Regions from separate parts of the Homo sapiens genome. Here regions 2 and 3 are each linked to region 1. The links are chromatin loops, found by intact Hi-C in ENCODE. Cell type or tissue: IMR-90. All regions are shown on one strand.

Evidence for each region. A loop is a pair of places that touch in the nucleus more often than their neighbours do. Peaks named below come from ENCODE experiments on the same cell type or tissue, not always from the same donor. Only the 100,000 strongest peaks of a DNase experiment are listed, where the experiment ranks them.
Region 2: a loop joins it to region 1, with 2.9 times the contacts of the local background. A loop is called at or near these places in 6 of 110 quality-filtered maps.
Region 3: a loop joins it to region 1, with 6 times the contacts of the local background. A loop is called at or near these places in 12 of 110 quality-filtered maps.

What each region holds. Positions count from the first base shown.
Region 1 is chr11:23,536,509-23,544,508 of GRCh38, reverse strand. No RefSeq gene overlaps it. Among named protein-coding and RNA genes, the nearest start is that of MIR8054, 120 kb to the right of the region's middle. In IMR-90, a CTCF peak has its summit at 4,274 (motif pointing left); no DNase peak of the experiment used is centred here; H3K27ac peaks cover 809 bases.
Region 2 is chr11:23,016,665-23,024,664 of GRCh38, reverse strand. All of the region lies in intron 4 of LINC02718 (long intergenic non-protein coding RNA 2718), which reads right to left. All of the region lies in intron 1 of LOC124902646 (a long non-coding RNA gene), which reads right to left. Among named protein-coding and RNA genes, the nearest start is that of CCDC179, 160 kb to the right of the region's middle. In IMR-90, a CTCF peak has its summit at 3,174 (motif pointing left); no DNase peak of the experiment used is centred here; H3K27ac peaks cover 225 bases.
Region 3 is chr11:24,381,834-24,389,833 of GRCh38, reverse strand. No RefSeq gene overlaps it. Among named protein-coding and RNA genes, the nearest start is that of LUZP2, 110 kb to the left of the region's middle. In IMR-90, a CTCF peak has its summit at 3,084 (motif pointing right); a DNase peak (open chromatin) is centred at 3,083; H3K27ac peaks cover 156 bases.

The sequences.
Region 1 (8,000 bases):
ATGTTTATTTTCTTATTTATTTATTTATTTAATAGACTATTTTTAGGGCAGTTTTGGATTTACAGAATAATTGAACAAATACAGTAAGATTTTCTGTTTTTGCCTGTCTCTCTAAATTTAGGGGCAGTTTACCTTGTGACCTCAATCCTCTAATTGATCTAAGAAGAACTGTTGTCTTTCAATTTGTTCAGATTTTTTATTTTTGTGAGAATGAGAGTGGTGACATCCAAGCTCCTTATATTTTGCAGGAAACTGGAAATCTCTCATTTGTGTTAACCTGTTAGAGTTCTCTGCCACTATTCACAGATCTGAAGCCCACTCCTTAGGTATGATTTACACAAAAGAACTCACGCTGGTGGGCCATTCTCAATGCCTACCATACTGAGAAGTAGCAAAGATCTATGGAATCTACCAGAACTAATAATACCTAAGCCCCACCCTGTCAGGATCTCCAGGAAACCAAGGGAATAAATCTTTGTGTAACTGTGTCCTACTTCCTCGATTTACGTAACAGATATACTAGGCCAGAAAGATGCAGCCTCAGAATCCTTTTCCACCCAGTACTCTGAGGAGTCACTATCAAACCATTTGCACTGGCTCAGGAGATTGAACTGGTTCTCCATCTCTCCCCAAGACAATACAAGGAAACCTACATTAAAATAAGGATTCTTTCCTCACAATGTTACACTCTAGCTCAGGTCACAAATTGAAAACAATTAGAGCACAATGCAAAGCAGTTGTTTTACTTAAGATAACACTAGAGGCTGGAAGAGATAGACCTCTAAATCTCAATAGCTTAATATAATAGAAGTTTATCTTTTTATTCATGTAAAGTCAGGATTATGCATTCCTAAGCAGTGGGAACTCTTTATCCAGCATGTTTTAAAAATCTAGGTTTCTTCCCTGAAGTGTTTCTTTCATCTTCCAAAGATATGTTGTTTATCGGCAACAAGAGAGAAGAAAAAAAGCGTGTGGAAGATCACACTTGGAAGAGTTCTGGGTACAGATGAATTGGACCTAAAAATTAGCTCTACTCATTATAACCTGTATGGATTTTACCTAGCTATTTAAGTTTTCTGAATCTGTTTTGGTTCTAAAGTTGATGCAATGATACATAACTTTCAAAGATTATAGCTAAAATTAAAAACGTGGCTAAAGCCCCTAACAAGTAAGGGTTAAACACTTACTTAAGAAGCATTAAATTAACACTAGTATTATTTCCCTTCTTTTTAAAAAAATAGTTTTTTACTAGATTGTGTAGACTATGTATAAATAAATATATGTGTATACAAACATCCACGCAAACATACATGTAGGTAACTTTCTGTATGTAGTTTAATTTAGAGCTTTTTGTATCATTACTTAATGGCTTTCTAAAGTATTTTCAAATCCCTTGAATCTCAGAAGAGTAAAGAAGATAATAGGTGGTGTGTTCACAGCAAGTATATTAAATTAAAACAAATTATTATTTTTAAGTCAAAAACAGTTGTCAGCATTTTTGCACAGTTCAACCTAGTTGCTCACATTATAATTAGGGAAGGTTATAGAGAAAGAAGCTGTATTGGTTTCGAAGGATGGATAAGATCAAGATACACAACAGTTGAAAGGAAATACAGGTCAAAAGTATTCTTTGTTCACAGCAGAAACATTTGAAATAAAATAAGCCAATTGCCGTTTGCTTGGTATTTCCCAAGAAAGAGGCAAAAATACACCCTCATTGCTCATCGAGTATATTCAAACTTTATAACAGGAAATGACCTGATACTTATCAGTAACTGCTTTAATTACTTTTATTCATTCTGGTTCACTTGTGAGCAACTCTCAGGATACTTGATAGGACAGTATAAAGTCAACGAATTATTGTTCTTCACAAATAATCTTTTTATTCTCTGGACAGTCATTTTACAAAGGAAGACCCATATGAGTACAGTGCTTAATTCCAATCAAGTTGTCCACTTTAATTTGGGAGGTGTAAGGTGTGCTCAAGCACTGATGTAGGGTTATTCACCATGCCTCTTATGTCTCCAGTAGAATTATATGGTGCATAATTTAAATCCCATGATGCAAATGACAACAAGCCTTATATCCAGGTCTGATGTTTAAAGCTAATGAGGAAGTCTACTATACAAGGGAGAATTTCCATGCTAAGAATATGTTGTGACAGAGTACATGTAACATAGACTTTGGACTAGAATCTTTCAGAGTGAAAACTGCTCTCTTGTATATTAACTTGGACATTTAACCCCTTGCCTTGGTTTCCTCATCTATAAAATACACGTATACAGATATTTGATATAAAGCTGAATGAGTTTATTGGAACCCCCAATTAAGATAATATTCATAAATATTCTTTATAAGTGGTAAAGCACATTGACATATAAGCTTCATTTGGTAAATGTCATGCATGTCCGAGTGAAGAGACCACCAAACAGGCTTTGTGTGAGCAACAAGGCTGTTTATTTCACCTAGGTGCAGGTGGGCGGAGTCCGAAAAGAGAGTCAGCAAAGGGTGGTGGGATTATCATTAGTTCTTATAAGTTTTGGGATAGGCGGTGGAAGTAGGAGCAATGTTTTGCAGGCAGGGGGTGGGTTTCACCAAGTACATTCTCAAGGGTGGGGAGAATTACAAAGAACCTTCTTAAGAGTGGGGGAGATTACAAAGAACATTCTTAAGGGTGGGGGAGATTACAAAGTACATTGATCAGTTAGGGTGGGGCAGAAACAAATCACAATTGTGGAATGTCATCAGTTAACGCTATTTTCACTTCTTTTGTGGATCTTCAGTTGCTTCAGGCCATCTGGATGTATAGGTGCATGTCACAGGGGATATGATGGCTTAGCTTGGGCTCAGAGGCATGACAGTAAACAGATATTAAGTAGTTACTAGGTACCAGGCAGTATGTCTAAACCTGAAGACACAAGAGTAAATCATGATCCCTTGGCAAGCCATCATGGCTCAGGCATGTAATGTGGCACTTGGGAAGGCTGAGGCGGGTGAATCGCTTGAACTCAGGAGTTAGAGACCAGCTTGGGCAACATGGTAAAACCCTGTCTCTACAGAAAATACAAAAAGTAGCTGGGGCATGGTGGCTCATGCCTGTACTCCTAACTACTTGTGGGCTGAGGTGAGAGGATGGCTTCAGCCTGGGAGGCAGAGGTTGCAGTGAGCAGAGATCACACCACTGCACTCCAGCCTGGGTGACAGAGTGAGACCCTGTCTCAAAAAAAAAAAAAAAAAAAAAAAAAAAAAAAATCATGATACCTGCACTCAGAATTCTTAGTCTAGAATAGAATTCAGTAAAAGGTAATTTCAATTTAATATGGGAAGGTCTATTTTAAGAATTAACATTTTGTTACACAACTAGTGAAGGGTAGAGCTGGGAAATAACTTCTAATTCATTTAACTTTAGAGCCCTTGTTTCAACCACTGCACTAATTTGCAGTAATAGTGATGCTGCTAGCATGCTAGGAAAGCATCAGATGTAAAAACTCACCCGTAAAAACTCACCCAGTCTTGCCGTTAAAGAGGTTATAGAACATATTTGCTGGAAAACATAAAAATGAGTTTCTCATCTAAAGAAAAGAGAGAAATAATTGCAAACAGAGAAAAGAGAGCTAAGAAAAGCAAAGAAAGCTAGAAAAAGGAAGATGTACTCTGAAAACATCAGTAAGGTTTCTGATGCTAGAGGGTTAGTTGCCAGTTGCTACTATAACAGATTACCTCACATGTAGTGTCTTAAAACAACACTATCACAACACTTAAAACTTATTATCACACAGTTCTGTAGATCAAAATCTGGATGTAGCATAGATTAAAAGGGTGCACAGTTCAGAATTTTACAATGCCAAAACCAAGGAATCAGTAGTCTGCAATCCTTTCTGGAAGCTCTGGGGATAAATCTGCTTCTAACCTCATATAGGCTATTAGTCAAATTCAGTTCCCTGCTGTTGGAAGGTTCCTGTTTCCTACCTGGTTGTCAGCCAGGGAGCCAGTCTTTGCCTCTAGAGGATGCACACATTCTTTCTCATGCTTTTCATTTGACTCACAGTCTCCAGCCCTTCTTAGCAATGGTGGATCAAGCCACCTTCCTGTCTGCCCAGGGCAAAGAGCTAGTGCACCCCCAGCCTCGCTTCACACCGCCCCCCCCCGCCCCAGGAGAGATTTCAGCACATCTCACCCGAGCTCTCCCTAGCACCCCTGTCAGGACAGGTGCTTCCACTCTTCACTGGGGTATCCAAGGGTGTGCCAGCTCTTACTCACAAGTGCCATCTACTGGAAAGAAGATTGAACTGCAGAACCAAATTTAAAAACCTGCCAACAGAAGGGAATAGAACTCGGAAACAAGATAATCAGTCTTCCTGAGACCTCTGTACTCCCAGCGCCACAGAAGATAGCGCGCCTGAGCATATGTCCACTACATTACTACTATAATCGGCATCTGAGAAAGCCACCACTCAACAGAAAAGCTATCTATAACCAAGGAAGTATATACAGTGCTTTTGCCTGCTGAAAGCACCCAGAACCAAAGCTAAATGATCATATACAACATAGGTTACAGTCACCTTCAAGGAGGAAAATAAAAAACTACCATCCAAATGAGAGTAAATTGGCTGGGTGTGGTGGCTTACATGTGTAATCCTAGCACTCTGGGAGGCTGAGGAGGACAAATTGCTTTAGCCCAGGAGTTGAAGACCAGACTGGGCAACAGGACAAAACCCTGTCTCTACAAAAAATACAAAAATTAGATGATGGTGGTGGCACATGCCTGTGGTCCCAGCTACTTGGGAGGGTGAGGTGGGAGGGTCACTTGGGCCCAAGAGGTCGAGGCTGTGGTGAGCCACGGTCATGCCACGATCGTGCTACTGCACTCCAGCCTGCGTGACAGAGCAAGACCCTGTCTCAAACATAAAATAAAAGAAAAACAAATGGGAGTAAATTGAAAAATAAGAAGTAACAGCTTCTTCAGATGAGAAGGAATCAATACAAAAAAACAAAAACAAAACAGATTTCCACACCCCTAAAAAGCACACTAGCTCTCTAGCAATGTACCCTAACCAAAAGGAAAATTCTGAAATGACAGATAAATAATTCAAAATATGGATTATAAGAAAGCTCAATGAGATCCAAGAGAAAACTGAAAACACAAAATTGAAAATACAAGCCATGCAAAGAAAACCCAAAAGAAAGCAGGTATACTTATATCAGATAAAACAGATTGTAAGTCAATTAAAAATTACAGTAAAAAATGACAAAGATTATTACATAATGATGAAGAAATCAATTCAAGAAGTTGTGACAATTCTAGATGTGTATGCACTCAACACCAGAGCACTCAGATTCATAAAACAAATACTAATAGACCTAAGAAAAGATGTATAAGACGATACAGTAATTGTGGGATATTTCAATACTGCACTGACAGCACTAGACAGATCACTGAGGCAGAAAATTAACAAAAGAACCCCAGATTTAAGTTGTATTCCAGAATAAATAGACCTAACAGACATTCACAGAACATCCTGCCCTGCAACTACAGAATACACGTTTTTCTCATCTGTACATGAAACATTCTTAAAATTTTCCCATATATTAGGCCACAAGGCAAGTCTCAATAAATTTTTAAAAAGTCAAAATTATATCAGGCATGTTCTCAGGACACAACGGAATAAAAAAAAATCAATACTAAGATTAACTCTCAAAACTATATAAATACACAGAAATTAAATAACTTACCCTGAATAATCTTTAAATAAACAGTGAAATCAAGGTAGAAATTAAAAATTGTTAAAATAAATGAAAATAAACACATGGCATACCAAAATCTCTGGGAAACAGCAAAGGCAGTGCTAAGAGGAAGATATATTTTAAAAACATAGAAAAATCTCAAATTAACCTTACTTTGCACTTTAAGGAACTAGAAAAAGAAAAACAAACAAAACCCAAAGCTAGCAGAAGAAAAATTATAACAAAGATCAAAGCTGAACTAAATGAAACTGGGACCAAAAACAATACTAAGAATCAATAAAATAAAAAGATGGTTTTTTGAAAAGATAAAAATGACAGACTACTAGCTAGATTAACCAAGAAAAAAAAGAGATTCAAATAAGCACAAGCAGAAAGAATAAGAGTGACATTATGACTAATACCACAGAAATACAAAAGATTATTATATACCACTACGAGCATATTTACCTACACGAACTAGGAAACCTAGAAGAATGGATAAATTCTTGAAAACATACAACCTCCCAAAATTTAACAAGGAAGAAGTAGAAATCTTGAACAGACCAATAGCAAGTAATGAAACTGAATCAGTAATAAAACATTTCCTGACACTAAAAATCCCAGGACCAAATGGACTTATAGCTGAATGCTTCCAGACATGCAAAGAACTATATCATTATCACTGAAACTTTTCCAAAAAAGATCAAGGAGGAAGGAATCCTCTCTAGCTCATTCTAAGAAGGAGTATTACTCTGATTCCAAAGCCAGGTAAGGATACAACAACAAAAAGAAGAAAACTACAGGACAGTATTTTTGATGAACAGAGATGCAAAAACCCTCAACAAAATACTAGCAAACTGAATGCAGCATCACATCACAAAGATAATGCACTATGATTAAGTGGGTTTTATTCCTGGGGTGCAGGGATGTTTCAACACATGAGAATCAATAAATGTGATTCACCAGGTAAACAGAATTAAAAGTAAAAACATTATAATCATCTCAATAGATGTGGAAAAAGCATTTGATAACATACAACATTCCTTCCTAATAAAAACCCTCAATAAACAACCATCCAAAGATCATAACTCAAAATAAGAAAAGCCATATATGACAAACCCTTAGCCAACATCATTTTCAGTGAGGAATAGTTTAAAGCAGCAACTCCCAACCTTTTTGGAACTGGGGACAGATTTCATGAAAGACAATTTTTCTACCGACTGTGCAGAGAGTGGGGAATGGTTTTGGGATAAAACTGTTCCAGCTCAGATCATCAGGCAGTAGTTAGATTCTCATAAGGAGTGCACAAACTAGATCCCTCTCATGTGCAATTTACAACAGGATTCACGCTCCTATGAGAATCTAATGCCAATACTGATCTGACAAGAGGCTGAGCTCAGGAGGTAATGCTTGCTTGCCCACTGCTCATCTCCTGCTGTGTGGCTGGGTTCCTAATCGGCCATGGACCACTACTGTTTGGCAGCCAGGTGTTTGGGACCGCTAAGTGCCAAAGGATTAAAGGATTCCCCGTAAGTCCTGGAACAAAACAAAGATGACCATTTTTATTACCCCTACTCAATTTAGAACTGGAAGTCCTAAATAGAGCAATAAGGCAAGAAAAATAAATAAAAAGCTTCCACATTGGAAAAGAGGAAGTCAAATTATCTGTTTGCCGATAATATGATGCAATACCTAGAAAACACTAAATACTCCTACAAAAAGATGCCTAGACTTGATGTAAAGTTTCAGCGTACAAAATCAAGGTACAAGAAATCAGTAACATTTCTGTGTACCAATAACAATCTAGCTGAGAACCAAACCCAGAATTCAATATCATTTATAATGTCTATAAAAAATGAAATACCTAAGAGTACTTTTAACCAAGGAAGTAAAATACCTCTGCCAGGAGAAATAGAAGACACTAATGAAAGGAATTGTAAGTGACACAAATGGAAAAACGTCTGATGCTCATGGATTGGAAGAATTGATATAATTAAAATGACCATACTGCCCAAAGCAATCTACAGATTCAATGAAATGTGTAACAAATTACCAATGTCATTTTTCAAAGAATTAGAAAATCCAATTCTGAAATTCATATGGAATCAAAAAAGAGCCTGAATAGCCAATGCAATTACAAGCAAAAAGTACAAAGCTAGAGACATCATGTTACCTGACTTCAAATTATACTACAGAACTATAGTAGCCAAAACTGCATGATATTGTTATAAGAATAGATACATAAATCAAAGAAGTAGAATAGATAACCCAGAAAT
Region 2 (8,000 bases), 520 kb after region 1:
GAGCATCTTCCAAGGTTTGTTTAAATTGCAGTAATATTAGGTTGGTGCAAAAGCAATTGCAGCTTTTGCCATTAAAAGTAATTATTTTTAATTCAGCCACTCAGATGTTCCTTTCTCCTAAATTTTTCAGTAAAAGCCTAGTCAATATATGTTTGTGTAGTATTGAAAATTTAATAAATTAGGGCAGATTATGGCTGAAAGTTTGAAACATCTTCCTGTTTCCCCTCTCATGGACATCAGCCCATTATAAATGTGCAAATTTAGAGGCAAATTTATGCCTCCCAAATATGCAAAGTACATTAAAAGTAATTACTTTTAATGGTGAAAACTGAAATTACTTTTGCAGCAACCCAATAATTCAAAGCCTCAAGTTATCATTCAGCTGACATATATATCTATGCATAGATAGGTAGATAAACTTATTTTTAGTAATAAGTATTTTCATTTTAATATTTCATTCTAATGACTTTATAAAGAGATTACATGAACAAATGTATACTTTTTTATTCTTTCTATAACATAACCAATCCTCCTGGATGTGTCAATTGGTCTTTTTACTTCAGGTCATGGAAAGAATTGATATGTCTTTGCCTCCGAATTTGCACATGTATAATGGGCCGGTTGCCAATGAGAGAGGAAACAGGAAGAGGTTTCAAACTTTCAACCATAATCTGCCCTAATTTATTAAATTTCAAATAGTACACAAACATATATTGACTAGGCTCTTACTGAAAAATTTAGGATAAAGGAACATGTGAGTGGCTGAATTCCACAGCAATCTGTGGATGCATCATTTGGATCAGAGTGATTTATTATTCTGTTGGTGTTGCTTTTACTGGACACATCCTCCCAAGTACCAGGGGTTTGTAACCCAGGGTCTCCAGATTTTTGGGTATGCACTGTGAAAAGGGACCCACTTATAACTATTGTACCTTGAGCTCTTATTTCAAAAAAGTTCCGGGAAGAAGCTCTGCCCCAGAAAAACAAAAACTGTTTGGATCCAGAGATGCCTGAGTTGGAGGTGAATTTTGCTGAACTCCCCTCATTACCATACTAAAATCCCCACCCCAGGAGGAGCTTATTTGTCATTTTCTATACATGCTTCTGCATGATCAGCGACTGAGACTGCACTGTCTTTACTCCCTCTCTACATAAAATGACTCAGCTAAACAACTCAATAAAAGCTGTTTTCAATGATGTTTTGGAGCCACTGCCTTGGGAACTATCCTCAGTGTTCTCTTTACTTGTTGCAAGTAATAAAATCCCCTAGCTAAATCCACCTTGGTCATTGGACTGTCAACCCTCAAGTGATAAAGCCCACCTATTGTGTGAGTAACAATCCTGGTGACTCAGATGGGCTCAAGACCCTGGTTCTGATCCTAACTCCTCAAAGCCTCCCAATAGGTGAAGCAGTGGGTAGCGGCAGCTCACCCAGGCTAACTCGCTCACATTGCCTGAAAGGGGTGGGTATGATACAGGAGGATCTTTCACATGGTGACAAGCCCACCAGGCTGTCACTTGGGCCTACCCCAAAAGAGTACAAGTGGCTGCCTGAACCTTTTTGTTCTGTGATCCTTCAGGGCAGTAAGTGGACTTTACACCATGGGCTGACTAAAAGAGTGAATTCTTTGGATCTAGCAACGGGATCTCTAGAGTAAGGGCAGTGTACCTCTGTTTGACTTTCTTTCTTTTTCTGGTTTGTGCCCTGGGGGATTGAAAGAAACTCCCATCACAGTAAACAGCAATCTAGACCTGGCTAGCCAACAGTGAAATGAACTGTGAGATCAATTTTTCCAGAGATAGGTTTAAGGTCATCAGAGGGGATGCATCTTCCAAAGTAGAAAGGGACCTGTGGAGGCTGGAAGCCCTCGACTTTGACAGCTAGACTGGGAAAACTTCAGCTTAGGAGAAGGGGCTCACACTGATACATTCCTGATTCACCTGGGTATGTTCTCTTCAGGTATCAGCTTTTAAAAGAAGGGGAAGCTACTATGCCTGATGCCCAGGAGGGTCACTGGGCAGCATGGTGGGATTTTGCAGGAAGCACACGGGGCTGTGCTTGGGATCTGCCAGGTCACCCTCACACATTGACTTACTTTTATTATGTGTGTTAGAGGGGCCTGTTACATTTTGAGAGGAAAAATCAGTCATTGCACATCTGTATAACTGTTAACCTGCTATGTAAACTTTGAGAAGCTAGAATCGAACCCTAAATAAGAACTTTAGGGTATGGGGAACCTGACCTCCGTATCAGAGCAAAGCCCATTAGGGTTTATCCTCTAAACACTAGAAGATTTTGGGGTATTCAGATAAAGCCTTTTAGGGTGCATTATCCAACACTAGAAGATTTTTGGGTATTCTCCAATAACTAAAAAGAAGATGATTTTCTTTTGTAACACAGCCTGGCCACAATGTGTCCTAGGTAGCCAGGAACAATGGCAGAGGGACAGGTCACTTAATTACCATAGCATTCTTCAGCTGGATATTTTCCATAAGAGGCAAGAGAAATGGGATGAGATACCCTGTGTCCAATGTTTTATGGCCCTTTACCAGAACAGGGACCTATAGATAAAGTGCGGACTTTGTACTCTCAAGGTTGGACCACCTGGATCTCCAGCTAAGCCACTGGAGAAGCTGCTACCAATCCTAGAGAGCCCTGTGGATGAGAAAACCTCCCTCCACCCCATGAAAGCCAGGAAAGAAGAGAACAGAGAGAAGGAGGTTGTCATTCCAACAGATTATCGGGGATGTCTCCTCCCACGTAACCACCTGACTTGGCAGATAAACTCCAACTAAAATATCAGGGGCCTCCCCAACTAATGTGTCAGGGGCTCCTCTTCCAGATAGCACAATCCCGGAGTGGGAGCTTTTACAAACTGGGAGGTGGGATGTTTCCCCTCAGGCAGGTTTTGGATGGGGATGTGCATTTAATCCAAGTACATGTGCCTTTTACCACCTCTGAGAACTGTAATTGTGAAATACGTATGAAAGGCTTTCAGGCTAACCTGAGGAATTTATTTCCCTTATAGGAGGCATCTTTTCCACTCACAACCTGACCTGGGCTGATGCTCAGACCTTGGTGACCACCTTTTTAACTACTGAGGAAATATCCACAGTTTTAGCTGAGGCTGGGGCAAAAGCTGGCAGGCAGCCTAATAACCAGCCCAATAGCCCCATCTAGTGACCAGAAGAGCAATTGGTTCCGAATGGAGAACCACATTGGGACCCCAGTACCAGAATAGGGAGGGAGAACTTGGAAAATGACCTGAACATATTATTGAAAGGAATGAAAGAAGTTAGCGAACCTCCTGTTAATTGGAGTAAGCTTAGGGATGTTCATCAGGGACCTAGAACCCCTCAGCATTTCTAGAATGGCTGGGAGAGTGCCTGCAGGACTATATCTCCTGGGACCCTGAGGCACAGGGAAGTCAGGTGGTCCTTAGCACCTGTTTATATCTCAGATTGCTCCAGATACCCACAGAAAGATTCAGAAATTGGCCATAGGCCCTGACATTATCCCCTCCCCAGTTAGTAGAGATGACCTTCAAGGTTTCAATAACAGAGATGTGGTTGGAGAAGGCAGAAAAGAAGACGAAGAAAGAAGCAGCTTTCTGGTAGTTGCACCTCAGTCCATTCCAGACAACCCAGAAGGAAGAAGGGAGCCAGCTTGGGTGACTGATCCCAGGCCATAACGTGGGATCAGTCTTGGGCCACCAAGAAACTAGGACCTGATCAGTGTGCCTATTTCAAATTAGTGGGACACTGGGAGAAGGACCCAGCTGTCTCCAAAGAGAGAAGGCTAGGGACAAGCTCTCAACAACAAAAGAAGACTGGCAGGACCCAGGACCTCCCCAACTGGCTCCTCAATATAAGATCTCTATCTCCTTAGAAGTAGGGGGACAGCCGATTTGAGATTCTGCTCAATACGTGAGCCACATTCTCTACACTGGCTAGCAGAAAGGGTACTCAGAGTGTGTAATATTAAGGGGATGTCAGGAAAGGGAGACAGTGAGCAGTTTCTGGAGGCTCTGACTGTGATTCAAAGACCCTGACCCCTCTTCCCTGTATGCCCCTCAGTGGCTCATCCCCTAGGGAAGGACATACTGACAAAACTTGAAGCCATTGTCTGCCTCAACCAAGTCCAGTTAGAAGTAGAGGTGCCAAGAGCTCAAAGAGCTGCCTTCCTGGCCCTTCTTCATGAAGATCTTGATCCTCCAGGAGAAACCCTAGGTGATATTCTAGCACAAGTCAACCCTGAAGTATGGTCACAGGGCCAAATAAGGACTGTCACAGTAGAACTTATAAGGATACAGTTAAAACCAAACAGCCCGACACCAAGAGTAGGAAAATATCCTCTAAAACCTGAAGCACTGCAGGGAATACAGCCTGTGTTAGAGAGTCTCTTACTCCAAGGGCTTATCAGGCCTGGTCACTTCCCATGTAATACCCCACTGTTAAGAACCCAGAAAAAAGAGAGATGGTTAACAGTGCTGCTCAGGACATTTACCCCATAGAGCCTAACACTTATATATTGCTAGCCAGTCTCTCAGGGGACAGCAAATACTTTAGTGTGCTAGCTCTGAAAGATGCCTTCTTTTATGTGCCTCTAAGCCATGACTCTCAGGAATTATTTGCCTTTGAATGAGAGGATCCTAAAATGTTTCAGAGAAGTAATGCTGGATGGTACTTCTCCAGACTTCAGGAACTCCCCAAACATTTTGGGGGGCCCTAAGCTGAGCTCTATGAGACTTGAAGACATAGTGGGGCATCGTCTTGCAATATGTGGATGATATCCTCATAGCCAGCCCCATTAAAGAAGATTCTGGTAAAACTATCCATCCAGTCCTGAACTTTCTAGCAGAAAGGGACTGTAAAGTGTCAGAAGAAAAGTCCAGATTTCAAAGGAGACTGTCCAGTATTTAGAGTATGTTATCCCTCAGGGCCAGTGCAAACTTCCCTATGACCAGAAAATGCTGTTTACCACCTGGTCCTTCCTAGGAACCATATAGAATTGCATGGATTCTTGGGTACAGTGGAATTCTGTCACATCTGGACCCCAAATTTTTGGCTTACAGCAAAGCTACTTTATGACAAGGGCCAACAACTACCTCTTTTTTTTTTTTTTTTTTTTTTTTTGAGACAGTCTCGCTCTGTCACCCAGGCTGGAGTACAGTGGCATAATCTCACTGCAACCTCTATCTCCTGGGTTCAAGAGATTCTCCTGCCTCAGCCTCCAAGTAACTGGGATTGCAGGCATGTGCCACCATGCCTGGTTAATTTTTGTAATTTTAGTAGAGACGGTTACACTGCATTGCCCAAGCTGGTCTCAAACTCCTGGTCTCAGGCAACCTGCCCACCTCAGCCTCCCAAAGTGCTGGGATTACAGACGTGAGCCACTGCGCCTGGCCACACCCACCTTTTTGAATGGGATGGGAAATTTGATCAGGCTTTCCAGAAGCTTCAAAAGCTGTTACTGGAGACTCTGGCCCTACAGCTCCCCAACATAACTGAGCCTTTTGACATCTACATCCATGAACGACAGAGAATAGCTCTTGGAATGCTGACCCAGATGCTAGGACCCATGAAAAGGGTGCTGCACAACTTACTAAATAATGTGATAGTGTGGCAAGAGGTTGTCTCCCCTTGCATGGGGCAGTGGCTGCCATTTGTATGCTTATCCAGGAAGCTGAGAAGATTACAGAATCAAGAATTGACTATTCAGATCCCCCACCACATGACAAGTGTACTGGAGTCTAAGAGAGTTATTGGTTAACAAGCTGCAGAATGCTGCAATATATCAGGCCTTGTTGGTAGACACCTCCAACAACTGCATGTGTACATGCCAATCCTTATCTGTGCCATCCCAATGCCCATTATCCAGGATTCCCAAATCCATTACTGCTCTACCACCATAGAAGAACTATACTCTGGAAGAAACGATTTGTAGAGTGAACCTCTTCCAAATTTGGAAAATGTATGTTTGTAGATGGCAGTGGCTTCATGGAAAGAGGCAAAAGAAAGGCAGGTTACGTGGTTGTCTCCCCATGGGAAACCATCAAAGACTACAGCCTCCCCATAGGAACCTCCACCAAAAAGGCTGAGATAATAGCATTAACCTGAGCCTTAATGTTAGGAAAGACCGAGGCATTGACACTTTACAGATACGTGAGCTATGTGTTCTCTGTTCTCCATGCCTGTGGAGCAACCTGGAAGGAAAAGGGACTTCTTCTAAATGCCAAAAACAAGGAAATCCAATATGGAACAGAAATATTGGCACTGCTTTGGGCCGTGGAAATGCCCAGAATGATTGCTGTAGTCCTTTGCCAAGGTGACCAGGAGGGTCTATGAAATAATACAGGAGAACAACCTGGCAGATACCACGGCCAAAAGGGCTGTGCTGGTGGGGAGGGGAAGTCTGCCAAATGTTCTTGCTTCCTTTGGTACCTTTTTATGAATATAAGCCAAGGTGCTCCCCTGGGGAATTATAGGAAACCAAGCAAGAGGGATAACAGAGTTCCCTCTCAGTGGGGTGGGCTCAAATTTAAAGAGGTAAGATATGGGTGCCCAAAAATCTAAGTTGAGCTATTGTAAAGCATACCCATATTTCCTCACACTATAGCAAGGAGGCTATGCACACCTGGCTCTTTAGGATAATAAGGACTTCAAGGGTAAAGAAAATTATAAAGTGGCTGACCAGTGTGTCTTTTTTCAGAAAAACATGCTCAAACCAGACCTCCCATATCCACTTTGGCCAAGATGGTACAATTCAGTGGAACCATGCCAGGGGAAGACTGGCCAATTGAGTTCATTGTTATGCCTATGGCTCCTGGAGGATTTAAACACTTCCTGGTACTTATAGATATCTTTATCTGTTGGACAGAGGTTTTTCCATGCTGGACTATGAAGGCAGGAGAAGTCATAAAGGCTTGATTAAATGAAATTATCCCTTGATTCAGTTTCCCTGTTCAGTCCAGACTGATAATGCACTTGCATTTGTTTTTAACATAGTGACAAAAACTTCCCATGCCTTGGGCATACAGCGGAAGTTCCATGCAGCCTGGGACCACAGTCTTCAGGGAAAACTGCAAAAGCCAATAGAACTCTCAAGGGTATCCTAGGCAATTTATGCCAGGAGGCCCAAGAGAATTGGTTAAAGATATTTACCATAGCCCTGGCCCACATATGGGCAGTACTCGGAGGTAAAATGGGGTTTAGCCCCTTTGAAATATTATATGGAAGGCCTTATCCAGGCAAGGCAAGCCCCCTTTTTTGCCCAGATACAGAGATAGAAAGGACAATAAAGCATATCACTTATCTAGAGTCAGCAGTACCCTCTATAAATCATTATGGCAATCACAGCCTCCCAGTCCCCCCTGGGGTAAACCTTCACCCATACAACCCAGGAGACAGGGTATACCTTAAGATATACAAGACCAAGCCCCACCAGGACCAGCTTTACCCTGTATGGACAGGGACCTACCTAAAGCTTCTAAGCACTCATTCTCCCCTTAAACTCCAGGGAGTAACCTGTTGGGTCCATCATGATTCAAGAGTGAAGAAAGTCAAGAAGCCCCCAGGTTACCCTCCCTCCAATATACTTGTGAAGCTCTCATGGACCTCAAATTGGTTTTCAGAAGAAAAGGTCCAGATAAGTAAAAATGAACTCTCTTTCCTTTATGCTATTTAGCCCTTTTAGTTCCCATGGCCAGTGGTCTCTGGGAGGCCAAGGCAATAGTAAACTTCCAGTGGGAACAATCTGTCCAAATGCTGGATATGCCACAGGTATCCCTAGACCTGGAGACGGTGGCTGCTGCCTTTCCTTTGTGGGGAGACATTAACATCACAGTGGTGGGATGGAGATCCAAAATCTCACCCAAGCCTATAGCTGTCCAAATGGGCCCTTCATGTTCTATGGTTTGTGTGGACCTCACCCATAAGAGCAGTGTCACCAAGAGAATCAGCCTCATTTGTTTAAATTGCCCAGAAGAATAGAAAAAGTG
Region 3 (8,000 bases), 850 kb before region 1:
ATTTAAAGAGTTGCACGCTGTGGACATAGGCCCATCTTGCTGATATATAGCTGTGACGGAACACAGCACTGAGAGGAAAGTGGTTTTAATCTCAAATCTCAATGACCCGTACAGCCTGGGGCAGGCACCTGCATTTATGAAAGCAGCAGATCCCAAGACACGGGACTTAGTTCTAACTACATACTTCAGACATTTCTGCAGCAGTAGAATAGAATCCCTTGGAATATCGTGGTGGCAGCTGTTTCATGCAACCTTTGCCTCCGTCACTAGTCAGGGTCTATGTAGCATAGTGGCTTATTCTGGAAAAAACAAATTCAGCCCTTTGTCAGATGAGTAGGTTGCGAAAATTTTCTCCCATTTTGTAGGTTGCCTGTTCACTCTGATGGTAGTTTCTTTTGCTGTGCAGAAGCTCTTTAGTTTAATTAGATCCCATTTGTCAATTTTGGCTTTTGTTGCCATTGCTTTTGGTGTTTTGGACATGAAGTCCTTGCCCATGCCTATGTCCTGAATGGTAATGCCTAGGTTTTCTTCTAGGGTTTTTATGGTTTTAGGTCTAACGTTTAAATCTTTAACCCATCTTGAATTGATTTTTGTATAAGGTGTAAGGAAGGGATCCAGTTTCAGCTTTCTACATATGGCTAGCCAGTTTTCCCAGCACCATTTATTAAATAGGGAATCCTTTCGCCATTGCTTGTTTTTCTCAGGTTTGTCAAAGATCAGATAGTTGTAGATATGCGGCGTTATTTCTGAGGGCTCTGTCCTGTTCCATTGATCTATATCTCTGTTTTGGTACCAGTACCATGCTGTTTTGGTTACTGTAGCCTTGTAGTATAGTTTGAAGTCAGGTAGTGTGATGCCTCCAGCTTTGTTCTTTTGGCTTAGGATTGACTTGGCGATGTGGGCTCTTTTTTGGTTCCATATGAACTTTAAAGTAGTTTTTTCCAATTCTGTGAAGAAAGTCATTGGTAGCTTTATGGGGATGGCATTGAATCTGTAAATTACCTTGGGCAGTATGGCCATTTTCACGATATTGATTCTTCCTACCCATGAGCATGGAATGTTCTTCCATTTGTTTGTATCCTCTTTTATTTCCTTGAGCAGTGGTTTGTAGTTCTCCTTGAAGAGGTCCTTCCCATCCCTTGTAAGTTGGATTTCTAGGTATTTTATTCTCTTTGAAGCGATTGTGAATGGGAGTTCACTCATGATTTGGCTCTCTGTTTGTCTGTTGTTGGTGTATAAGAATGCTTGTGATTTTTGTACATTGATTTTGTATCCTGAGACTTTGCTGAAGTTGCTTATCAGCTTAAGGAGATTTTGGGCTGAGACAATGGGGTTTTCTAGATATACAATCATGTCGTCTGCAAACAGGGACAATTTGACTTCCTCTTTTCCTAATTGAATACCCTTTATTTCCTTCTCCTGCCTAATTGTCATGGCCAGAACTTCCAACACTATGTTGAATAGGACTGGTGAGAGAGGGCATCCCTGTCTTGTGCCAGTTTTCAAAGGGAATGCTTCCAGAATCTACAATGAACTCAAACAAATTTACAAGAAAAAAACAAACAACCCCATCAAAAAGTGGGCGAAGGACATGAACAGACACTTCTCAAAAGGAGACATTTATGCAGCCAAAAAACACATGAAAAAATGCTCATCATCACTGGCCATCAGAGAAATGCAAATCAAAACCACTGTGAGATACCATCTCACACCAGTTAGAATGGCAATCATTAAAAAGTCAGGAAACAACAGGTGCTGGAGAGGATGTGGAGAAATAGGAACACTTTTACACTGTTGGTGGGACCGTAAACTAGTTCAACCATTGTGGAAGTCAGTGTGGCGATTCCTCAGGGATCTAGAACTAGAAATACCATTTGACCCAGCCATCCCATTACTGGGTATATACCCAAAGGACTATAAATCATGCTGCTATAAAGACACATGCACACGTATGTTTATTGCGGCATTATTCACAATAGCAAAGACTTGGAACCAACCCAAATGTCCAACAATGATAGACTGGATTAAGAAAATGTGGCACATATACACCATGGAATACTATGCAGCCATAAAAAATGATGAGTTCATGTCCTTTGTAGGGACATGGATGAAATTGGAAATCATCATTCTCAGTAAACTATAGCAAGAACAAAAAACCAAACACTGCATATTCTCACTCATAGGTGGGAATTGAACAATGAGATCACATGGACACGGGAAGGGGAATATCACACTCTGGGGACTGTGGTGGGGTGGGGGAGGGGGGAGGGATAGCTTTGGGAGATATACCTAATGCTAGATGACGAGTTAGTGGGTGCAGCGCACCAGCATGGCACATGTATACATATGTAACTAACCTGCACAATGTGCACATGTACCCTAAAACTTAAATAAAATAAAAAAAAATAAAAAATAAAAAATAAAAAAAACAAAAAAAAACATTAAAAGCAATGGGAACATTAAAAAACAACAACAAAAAAAAAAAACAAAAAAAAAACATAAAAAACAAATTCAGGTGGCAGGAGAAGTTTCAGAAACCTGCATAGTAAAGGGGCATATTTGAGTCCTGAGTCAATATTGGTTCTTTTTCATGAATAAGCACTTATCTTTGGATAATCTAGGGAAAGATGCATTAGGTGAAAAGGCTAAGAACGTGGGTGTGAGTTTGAGTGGTTTCAAGTGTTGCACTTCAGAATGTTAAATAGAAGACTGCTATTCACATCCTAAATTAGAAGTCAAATGTTTCGGTCTTCATGTATAATGTACTTAATTTTCACTAAAATTTTATATGATGCATAAAGTACTATTATTATATTGCTTTACAGATGATGAAGCTTTAAATTAGAGAAGTTCAGCAACAGGCCCAGCATTACACGCAAAAGTGGTAGCTTTGAACACAGGTTCATCTGTCTTTAAGATCTGGCCTTTTAACCATCATGTTTTCCTGCTACCCAACCATCATTGTTCTTTGTCCTAAGGGAAGTGGAGGGAATGTCTCAAATTTGAGTGTTAAATCTACTGCCTTTATCTCTCAGTGGTATTTTGGGAGCGTTGTCTTGCAAACTTTCCCCTTAGATTTCCACAAGGGGGCATCCTTAGAACTCTCAGAAAGGATCTAATAAAATTAACTCTTAGTGGGAGGAAATCCAAGCTTTTCCATTTAGACCGGTGGTTCCCAAAGGGTATCCCCAGAACCAGCAGCATTGGCATTACCCGAAAACTTGTTTAAAGTAAAAATTATTGAGTTGCTCAGCAGATATACTGAATCAAATCTCTGGAGGTAGAGTCCAGTAATCCGGGTTTTAAGCCTTCCAGGTGATTCTGATGCATAACAAAGTTTTAGAACCAGTGAATTCTTGGTTTTATTACAGTAAATATGTTTCTTTTTAAGTTCAGGAATATTCGATTATTAATAAAAATTCCCACACTGTGAGAGCCACAACCCTAGAATATGATCATTGTCTCAAATTGAGGGCCAAGACTTATTCATGAATCACAAAATCAATTCAATGGACCCATAGAAAGAATACAGATGAGAATGCCAGTACCCATTACTTTTAGTAAGAGAAAAAGTTTCTTTGTGAAAGTTTGTTTTAAATGGGTCATGAGGTACAATGTATATTGTACTGTGGGCCATGGTCAAAAAGCCATTGCATAGTTTGAAAGCTAGTAAGATATGTTCTCAACAACATACAATATCCCCACGGCATTGCTGCAGCTGAGAAGGGTGAGTGGAACATAGAGGGAGTGGTCATCCTAGGACAGTAGTGTAGAAAGAATAAACTTTGTCACGGAATCCAATACTCTAGTAAGGAGAATATAGTTTTTGGAAAAACAAAACAAAGAAGCAAAACTAATAAATATACAAACAAGCAAATAACTCTCAGCATTCTGTAGGCTAGCAAGGAATTCTGTGCCAGTCTACTAGAAGATCACTGGTTCTCTTTGACCTGAAGAGAAATATTATTCCCAAACTATTATAACTTGGGGTTATTAAACACTTGTCTGACAGAATATCTGCCCACTTAAGTATCTCCCTGATGATAAGGTATGGCCTGCACCAGGGCCTCAGATTTTATGGTTATTAAGAAGGAATAATTCCCATTACAGTTAAAAGAAAGTTAAAAGAATCCTGACTTATTTGTTTCTCTGATGAGTTTACCTTGGGGAAGTCTACTACTAGAAGATAACGTATTGTATGTGGAGAATAAGAACATCATAGTTCCTGAGCAGGAAAAGTTCATTCAGGTTGTATTTCCCATTAATGAGCCGAGATGCTACTCTTCAGGCTTTTTTTTTTTTTTTTTTCTCTCTTCCTCAGCCCTGGTCACTGACTGTTACTCTGTAAGATCCTCGAACAAAATATTACAAGACAGGCTACATGACACAAGTTTAGACATGCTTTTCAGAAAGAGGCTCAAAGGATCAGGATAAAGGTGGTTTCATACAGCTATATATATATATCTGTATGTGTATATATATATGTACACACACACACAGATATATATGTGGGCAGATTTTCTATCAGACATGTATTTAGTAACCCCAAGTTATAATAGTTTGGGAATAATATTTCTCTTAAGGCCAAAGAGAACCAGTGATCTTCTAGTAGACTGGCACAGAATTCCTTGCTAGCCCACACACACACATATATATGTATGTGTATATATATATACACACACACACACACATATACATTTCAATAAAAATCACAAGAACACAAGTCAGAGCCATAGAAAAATCATGAAAATCAACTTACAGCTGTCTAATGTTTAGCAGTCCCCTGCCAGCATGGAATAAAGTCACCTGATGCTGTCAGATCAACATGCATGTTTATTTCATCTAACAACACACAAACACCCAGAATGCTTTTCTTCTCATATGTGAAGTCTGTGACATTAAGATACCATATAACTGAATACTGACTCCAATATTTGGTGATTGCAGGATTAAAAAAAAATCACTTCACCTTTTAATTCTCAACTTTTGTTTCTACAAAATGCAGATGGGGAGCAGTTGGGAATAACAATCTATGAATGCAAAGAATTCATGTAGCAATTAAGTGAGATCCACGCAAAGACCTAGGACCATGCTTGAAATATAGTAAGTCCTCAACAGAAGATTTCTACCATTATTATTTCATTCTATAGTAATTACAATGAGAACACAGTCACAGCTGTAAACTCCAATGCTCCAGAACTTTTAAATTCATTTTTTGTTTGCTTATTTATTTTTGTACGTCTACTGTGTGCCAACTCTAGGTATTGGAGTGAAAGTATGAATCAAACAACCTTCCTACCTTTCAGGAGCTCGCTTTCTACCAAAGGAGAAAGACATGCAAATGAATAGCTGTAATCAGTGTGACAGAAACTCCCATATGCCATGTAAAACACTGTGCAAACACAGATGGAAAACTTAAAGCTCCAGAGAGCAGCAACGTCTTGGTTCCACTTCCACATGCACACATGGAATTGAAGACATACAATGAAAACCTTGGGCAAACAAGGTGGAAGACCAGAACATAAGGATTATGGTTCTACTTTTATTTTCCTCAACTAGTAACTTCTTAAGTTTTGTTAGAAACCACCCATGATTTCGAAGACAGTAGGAAGCAGCTTGAAGGATCAAATATCTATTTAGGTTTTATAGCAGGGTTTAAAAAATTTGGTCAATCGACCCCTGAGAATCTTGTACGGGGGGTCTCTTAGTTAAAAAAAGTTTCCTTGGTAATATTAAGATATTATTGCCTTTTTCTCCATGCTTATATTTCCACTGATGATATAAAAATAATAATGGGGAAACTGATGGTGCTTCAGCTTTAGTCAAGATAATAGCACCAGATTATATTAATAGTCATGGTATACTTCACTTATGCTTTGCTTAAGAAGTAGTAAAAATATTAATCTTATTAATTCTTGACTCTTTTATATACACTTGTGTATTAAAACAGAAAGTATGTATAAAACACTTATATTACAAATCCGGCTATGATGGAAACACATCCAGTTGGACTAGCCGCATTTCCTTGCGAAAAATTCACAACATTTTTACTTGAAAGAACCGTTAACAGATAACTATGGTTATCAAGAATTGAATGTGGCTGGGCACGATGGCTCACATCTGTAACCCCAGGACTTTGGGAGGCCGAGGCGGGTGGATCACGAGGTCAGCAGATCGAGACCAGCCTGGCTAACATGAGGAAACCCTGTCTCTACTAAAAATACAAAAATTTAACAGGGCATGGTGACATGCGCCTATAGTCTCAGCTACTCGGGAGGCTGAGCCAGGAGAATTGCTTGAACCTAGGAGGCAGATATTGCAGTGAACCAAGATCACGCCACTGCACCCCAGCCTGGGCAACAGAGCAAGACTCCCTCTCAAAAAAAAAAAAAGAATTGAATGTTCAGTGGATATTTCTCAAGGTGCTATAAACTGTGTTTGTCATGTCTAATGTGGGTAGATTATACTCATAAAGACACATGTATGTGTCAGACAAAGACGGGAAGTTTGAGGTCAGATTACACAAAACCTTGCTGACCAAATTGAGGAGATTAGGCAGTACTCAGTAGGAAAATGTGAAATACAATATTTTTATCAGGGAAGATAAATAATCCACTAGATATTTTAGAATAGCAACTTACTGCTGAATATGATAGTATGGAAATGTTGAAGATTGGGTCATGATTTAGAAGGCTACTTCTATTCCAGATGCAGGCTGTGAAAGGACTGGAAGAGACATATGTCAAGTATATGATAGGACAAAAGGGCAATATGATATAGCAGTGCTGAATTTTACCACAAGCGGATATTCATAGTTTGTGTTTAACTTTAGTTTTCTAACTTGAAAAAATATTGCCAATGCTTACATGTTAACAGAACAAAGATAATTGAGACTTGCATTACAAGAGTTATATAACTGATTACATGCACTGTTATCTTTCTTGCTCTATCGTGTTTGAACTGTTGTTTGTATTTTTATTTTTATTTTTTTCTCTCTGGGACTACTTCTTGTGGTTATGTTAGAACATTTAGATGGGCATAATATAAAGGAAAAGCTATGCACTATATACACACAGACACACAGATACTCAAAATCTGAATTACTCTGACCTCTATCAGGAAAGAGATGAGATACTCAAAAGTAATGTGATTCAAGAAGGTTTACTTTACACAGAAGGAGTTGGGGAAGAAATGCATTAACCTTACTCCTCTTTCTCCTTACAGACTTCATTTTGGCATCCCCATTGGTGAAATTCCAAGAAAACCTGAATGCAATTGATGCAAATCAGCACACCAGGGCAGAGAGGGAGGTAGCAAAGGGTGGAGGCAGATCCAAATCGGCAAGCAGAAGATACTGGCACGCACGCACACAAATACACAGAGAAACATGTTCAAAACCCACCCAGGCCGAGTTGCAATTCCTTAAATGCAACAAGTAAATTTTCTGTCAACAACAAAAAGCTGAATTAGGCAAAGCATTGGTTTATTTGGATTTTAGCTCCATAGCAATGACTACAGTTGTGAGCCAATGAGATATAAAACAAAACAAAATGAAAATCAAAAATAGAAAACTAAGCTAACTTATTCTGTAATGTTTGGCTTTGAAAAAGACAGTATCAGAAGAGATGTTAGAACAAAAGCCTTTACAAAGTCACTTTCTGTAAAAGCCTGCTTAGAGCCAGAAGTCGCAGGTGCTAAGATGCTGAATTGAATGACCAAAATCAAAATATCCTTCTAGAACAGTTTCTTAACTTCCACACTGTTGATATTTTGGGTAGGTTAGTTCTTGGTTGTTGAAACTTTCCTGCACATTGTACAATGGGAGCAGAAGCCCTAGCCTCTACCCTTTGGACGTCAGTGGTGCCTCACCCCTGCTCAGTTGTGATGACCAGTATGTCTCCAGACATTATCAAATGTCCCCAGTTGGTCGAGGGCTTCATTGAGCCTTATGGAGAACTACAGAACTAAACCTTCAGTCTAGGCTTCCAGAGATGCCTGTT